Regions from separate parts of the Homo sapiens genome. Here region 2 is linked to region 1. A link is an interaction called in ENCODE POLR2A ChIA-PET data of the cell type or tissue named here. Cell type or tissue: HCT116. All regions are shown on one strand. Links, peaks and the distances in the headings refer to the core of each region. The heading gives the core; the rest is flanking DNA. Region 1 overlaps ARL8B (ARF like GTPase 8B). Region 2 overlaps BHLHE40-AS1 (BHLHE40 antisense RNA 1).

Region 1 (2,920 bases), core at 150-2,649:
GATATTCCCTTTACAGCACTCTCTCTTTTTTTCTCCCAAGACGGAGTTTTGCTCCTGTCGCCCAGGATGAAGTGCAATGGCACGATCTCGGCTCACTGCAACCTCTGCCTCCCGGGTTCAAGCAATTCTCCTGCCTCAGCCTCCCGAGTAGCTGGGATTACACGCGCGTGCCACCATGCAGAGCTAATTTTTGTATTTTTAGTAGAGACGGGGTTTCGCCATGTTGGCCAGGCTGGTCTTGAACTCCTGACCTCAGGTGATCCACCCACCTCGGCCTCCCCAAAGTGCTGGGGTTACAGGCATGAGCCATGGCACCCAGCAGCAGTCTTTTTAAAGTGCTAGAAAATATGTTCATAATCATTCACTACAGTAACATTTCAAGAATCATATATACAATGTTCATTTTCTCCCAATTTCAGAACACTATGGACAATCCTTAAATAATTTTGCAAAGATCAATAATTTGATCTGTTTTATATGCAAATTTGGATTTACTTCCAACCACAGACATAATTCCTTCCCAAAGGATTTTAGTTAAAAAGTACATGTTAAAAGATTCAGCGATATTAATACAGAAGCAGAAAACCAAAAACTGCATATTCTTACTTATAAGTGGGAGCTGGTCAGGCGTGGTGGCTCACACCTGTAATCACAGCACTTTTCGAGGCTGAGGCGGGCGGATCACCTGAGGTCAAGAGTTCGAGACCAGCCTGGCCAACATAGCGAAACCTTGTCTTTACTAAAAATAAAAAATTAGCTGGGTGTGGTGGCACACACCTGTAGTCACAGCTACTTCAGAGGTGGAGGTAGGAGAATCACTTCAACCAGGGAAGCGGAGGTTGCAGTGAGCTGAAATCACGCCACTGCACTCCAGCCTGGGTGACACAGCAAGACTCCGTCTCAAAAAAAAAAAAAAAAAAGTGGGAGCTAAACACTGAGTACACACAGACATAAAGATAGGCCCAACAAACATGGGAGACTCCAAAAAGTGGGGAGAGAGTAAGGACTGAAAAACTATCTATTGGGTACTGTGCTCACTATTTGGGTGACAAGATCAGTAGAAGCCCAAACCTCAGCATCACAAAATATACCCATGGAACAGACCCGCCCATGTTCCACTGAATCCATAGTAAAAATAAAAGATTCATTTGGGCAGTTAAGTCTTATTACTAAAGAATAAAGTTTCTCAAAACTTCAATGGATTTATTTTTGTTTCTAAAGAAAGTGCTCTTCTGTAATTATCACAGTGAATTAAGTAGCGTGCAAAAATTTTAAACTAATACTTCAAAATTCCTTAGTGATATAATTAATTAAGGCTTCTTTTACCTGATGGCCCAAATTCTCCCCATGGGCCAACATCCCAGATAAACAAAAAACTCAGAAATTATTTTTCTGAAGCAAATCAAATAAAACCTTCTACAAAGTCATAACATTCCAAGATTATCATTTCAAAACTGACACAATGTACAACAATACAGACTCAAACAAATCTAACTCTTCCAAAAACACTAGCCAGAAAGATAAAGGCAACCCTAGATTCTTCTAAGAACAGGCACCCTGCGTAGACTGTGGCCTGCATGCCAACATTTCATCTAGCTTACTAATCCAAATGGACTGACTGTGGCTCCAACCTGAGGTCAATGAGTGACATTCTCTTTCATCTGTGGCATCTGCATAGATGAAGAAGTGGCTATAGCTCTCATACTATGCATTTATGAACTCTGGCTCTAGTTATTCTAAGGCAGACAGGCCAATTGTAAAAGACTGCTACACAAATGATCCAGTCCAGTGATGAGCAGCTGATTTACACAGATGCATTTTGTGTGCCTTGACAGCATACACAGATAACGAATCTATAGCAAACTGATTTACAAACACCTATTGCTGTTCACTTTTTCCTGCGGTCTTATAAACCCTTAAAGCTACTTGTCTCTGCCTCTATGTACTCACTTAGCCATCAGTCAGTAATTCAACAATAAAAAGAAGAGAAACTAGGAAACAAACATACAAATATCACCCAATAAATATATGCTATGCAAAACAGAGGAGACTGTATGAGGTGATTGAGTATCCAAGAAGGCCTTTCTTGAAGTAGTGACATTTAAGCCCCTAAGGACTAACTTAAATCAACACATAACAATAGGAATGTTTCTGCAGAGTGCCTACCCACTGTGCTACTTGAAAATGAGTCAAGAAATCTAAATTTCAGTCCTAGCTATGTCACTTTTGATTATATTAGATACAGAGAACTCTAAACCCTCTTACTCAATCAGAATGCAGAGGTGTTGTCTCCTTTCTCCTTACTGCCACTTCTCCTAAGTGCCTATACTAGCTCAAACCTCAAGTGTTTACTGCTGGCTTTGCTTCTTTTCTTCTTTCCTGCTCCCGAACAGCTAGCCTTTAGATGAGGCAAACAAACAGACCCACTCAAACCCTTAAGATGAAATATTTAACTCTTAACTGCTGTGCTGTTTTTTGCAAACCACTCAAACATTGCCTCTCTGATGTCAGTGGGGCTCTTGATACACTTCAGACTGAGGACCACACCTTAAGGCAAGACTGCAAGTTTCAGTGTTAATATTGCTGGGTTTTTGTTTTGTCTTTTTTTGATGTTGCTGAGTTTATGGTAATCTGGCAAACAATCAGATTTGCCTTATGGGACAGGGGCTGAATCATTTATTTTTTCAAGATAACTAGTGGTAAAGGCTGGTACAGTGCCTCACCCCTGTAATCCCCGGCCGTGGGAGGCCAAAGTGGGTGGATTGCTTGAAACCAGCCTGGATAACAAAGCAAGACCCCATCTCTACAAAAAATACAAACATTTGCCAGGTGTGATGGGGCATGCCTGCGGTCCCAAGCTACTTGGAAGGCTGAGGTGGGAAGATGGCTTGAGCCTGGAAGGCAGAGGTTAGAGTGAGCT
Region 2 (2,920 bases), core at 127-2,626, 200 kb after region 1:
AATTTTGGGCTACTACAAACAAATCTGCTATAAAAATTTATGTGCACATTTTTGTGTGCATATAAATTTTCTTTTCTCTGAGATAAATGCCCAGGAATGCAATTACTAGGTCATTTTGTAATGTAGATTTTTTTAAGACACTGATAAACTATTTGCCAGCATAGCTGTACCATTTATTTATTTACTTATTTATTAACTTTTATTTTTTTAAGTTACTCAAGACTTTATTCTCCTGTTATTACTCCTCAGCTCAGTCACTCTTCTCTTCCCCACAATTCCAAAACTATGTTGCAGTTCTTTAAGGGTCAGCCCTCCTGAAGAGCTATTTTCTTATTCTGCCTACTTTGACTCTGTAAAATTCCAACAGGCAAAATAAAGGCTAAAAAAATTTTTTTTGCCTTTACTCATTTTCAAAATCTGTCAAATTCTCCTCAGCAGAAAATTAATTATCCCTTTAACTAATCAATATACAAGGATGAATGAGTAGTACTTTGGGTTACTTCCTTCTCTTCCTCCCTCTCTTCCAAATAGACTGAGATAAGGCTTCTCAGAACCATGGGATGTATCAGCAGTATAGAAAAGGGACAGTGCTGAATGAGTCAGCACCCAGTTCCTCCTACCCATTCCCTTCTATACCAGCTGGTAGGCTCCCATTTTATATTTCCCATCGCAATGCATGAGAGATCTAGTTTCTCTGCATCCCTACTAGCATTTTGTATTGTCATTATTTTTAATTTTAGATGTTTAAATAGGTGTGTAGTGCCAGGTATCTTTTAATTATTGATTTCTAATTTATTACTATTTGGTCAGAAGATACACTGTATTAGATTTTAATTTTTTGTTTTTGTTGTTCAGAGAGGGTCTCATTCTGTTGCCCAGGCTGAGTGCAATGGTACAATCATGGCCTCAGACTTCCAAGTAGCTGGTACTACAGGCATGTGCCACTGTGACCAGATAATTTTGGTATTTTTTGTGGAGATGGGATCTTGTTATATTCTTCAGGCTGGTCTCGAACTCCTGGACTCAAGCAATCCTCCTACTTCAGCCTCCTAAAGTACTGGGATTACAGATGTGAGCTACCATGCCCAGCCAGATTTTAATTTTTAACAGTTATTAAAACGTCTTTCATTGCCCAGCATATAATCCATCTTAATGAATGTTTTATGTGGGTTCAAATACAAACAAATGCGTATTCTACATTTGTGGTAACATTTTATAAAATCAGTTGAGTCAAGTTGGTTGACAGTGTTGCTCAAATATAATATATCTCTATTGGTTTTTTGCCTATTTGTCCTATCAATTACTGAGACAAGAGTCTTAAAAATCACTCCAACTATGATTGTAGATTTGTCCATTTCTTTCTTTTCTTTTCTGTTTTCTTTCTATTTTTTTTTTTAAGATGGGATCTCACTCTGTCACCCAGCCTGGGGTGCAGTGGTGCAATCATAGCTCACCATAACTTCAAACTCGTAGGCTCAAGCGATCCTCCCACATCAGACTCCCAGGTAGTTGGGACTACAGGCATGTACCACTATTCACAGCTAATTGTTTTTTTTTTTTTTTTTATGTTTTGTAGAGACAGAGTCTCACTGTTTTGCACAGGCTGGTCTTGAACTCCTAGCCTCAAGTGGGATTCTCCCACCTCAGCCTCCCAAGGTACTGGGATTAGAGTGTGAGCCACCATACCCAGTCAATTTGTCTGTTTCTGTCAAATTTTGCTTTTGCATTTTGGGACTCCATTCTTTTTTTTTTTTTTTTTTTTTTTTTTTGAGACGGAATTTTGGTTTTGTTGCCCCAGCTGGAGTACAATGGCATGATCTTGGCTCACGGCAACCTCCACCTCCCAGGTTCAAGTGATTCTCCTGCCTCAGCCTCCTGAGTAGCTGGGATTACAGGCATGCGCCACCACACCTGGCTAATTTTGTATTTGTAGTAGAGACAGGGTTGCTCCATGTTGTTCAGGCCGGTCTTGAACTCCCGACCTCAGGTGATCCACCCACCTCAGCATCTTAAAGTGCTGGGATTACAGGCATGAGCCACCGCACCCGGCTGGAAGTCCGTTCGTAATTGCATACACACTTAGTATTGATAGATCCTTTTGATGAGTTTCTCTTTTATCATTAATACTTTTCCTCTTTATCTCTAGTAATATAATTATTCTGAAGCCTATCTTAATATTAATATAACCACACCTGCTTTTTTATACTTAATGTTTGTGTGGTATATTTTTTCTACCCTTGTGCTTTCAAACTATGACTTTTTATATTGTATTTATTTTATTCTGTTTTTTAGAGACAGGGTCTCACTCTGTTGCCCAGGCTGGAGTGCAGTGGTGAGATCACAGCTCACTGTAACCTTGAACTTCTGGGTTCAAGCAATCCTCCTGCCTCAGCCTCACAAGTAGCTGGAACTTCAGGCGTGTCTCACCACAGCCCTGAAATGGGGTCTTGCTGTGTTGCCCAGGATGGTCTCAAACTCCTGGCCTCAAGCAGTTCTCCTGCCTTGGCCTCAAAGTGCTGGAATTACAGGCGTGAGCCACTGTACCTAGCCTTAAACTATGTCCTTATAATTTTGTATTTGTCAAGATCATATTGTTGGATCTTACTTTTATATTAATCTGACAATCTCTGCCTTTTAAGTGTTTAATATGTTTATATTTGATATAATTACTAATCTGAGTTAATTCTCCCATATTGGTATTATTTTCTACTTATGCCTTTTATTCTTTGTTTCTGCTTCTACTTTCTTGCCTCATTTTTGGTATACTGCATTCTTTTTAATTAATTTTTTTTTTGAAATGGGGTCGTACTATGTTGCCCAGGCTGGTCTTGAACTCCTGGCCTCAAGTGATACTCCCATGTCAGCCTCCCAAAGTCTTGGGATTACAGGCATGAGCCACTGTGCCCAGCCCATATTGCAT

The links. Peaks named below come from ENCODE experiments on the same cell type or tissue, not always from the same donor. Only the 100,000 strongest peaks of a DNase experiment are listed, where the experiment ranks them.
Region 2: POLR2A ChIA-PET joins it to region 1 with 7 read pairs; 3 of 35 experiments call an interaction of 5 or more read pairs at or near these places.

What each region holds. Positions count from the first base shown.
Region 1 is chr3:5,160,988-5,163,907 of GRCh38, reverse strand. All of the region lies in intron 1 of ARL8B (ARF like GTPase 8B), which reads right to left. Among named protein-coding and RNA genes, the nearest start is that of EDEM1, 25 kb to the left of the region's middle. In HCT116, for the core only: no CTCF peak of the experiment used is centred there; DNase peaks (open chromatin) are centred at 1,617 and 2,607; H3K4me3 peaks cover 708 bases; H3K27ac peaks cover 1,641 bases.
Region 2 is chr3:4,961,552-4,964,471 of GRCh38, reverse strand. The region is part of intron 1 of BHLHE40-AS1 (BHLHE40 antisense RNA 1); the gene reads left to right. Among named protein-coding and RNA genes, the nearest start is that of BHLHE40, 16 kb to the left of the region's middle. In HCT116, for the core only: no CTCF peak of the experiment used is centred there; no DNase peak of the experiment used is centred there.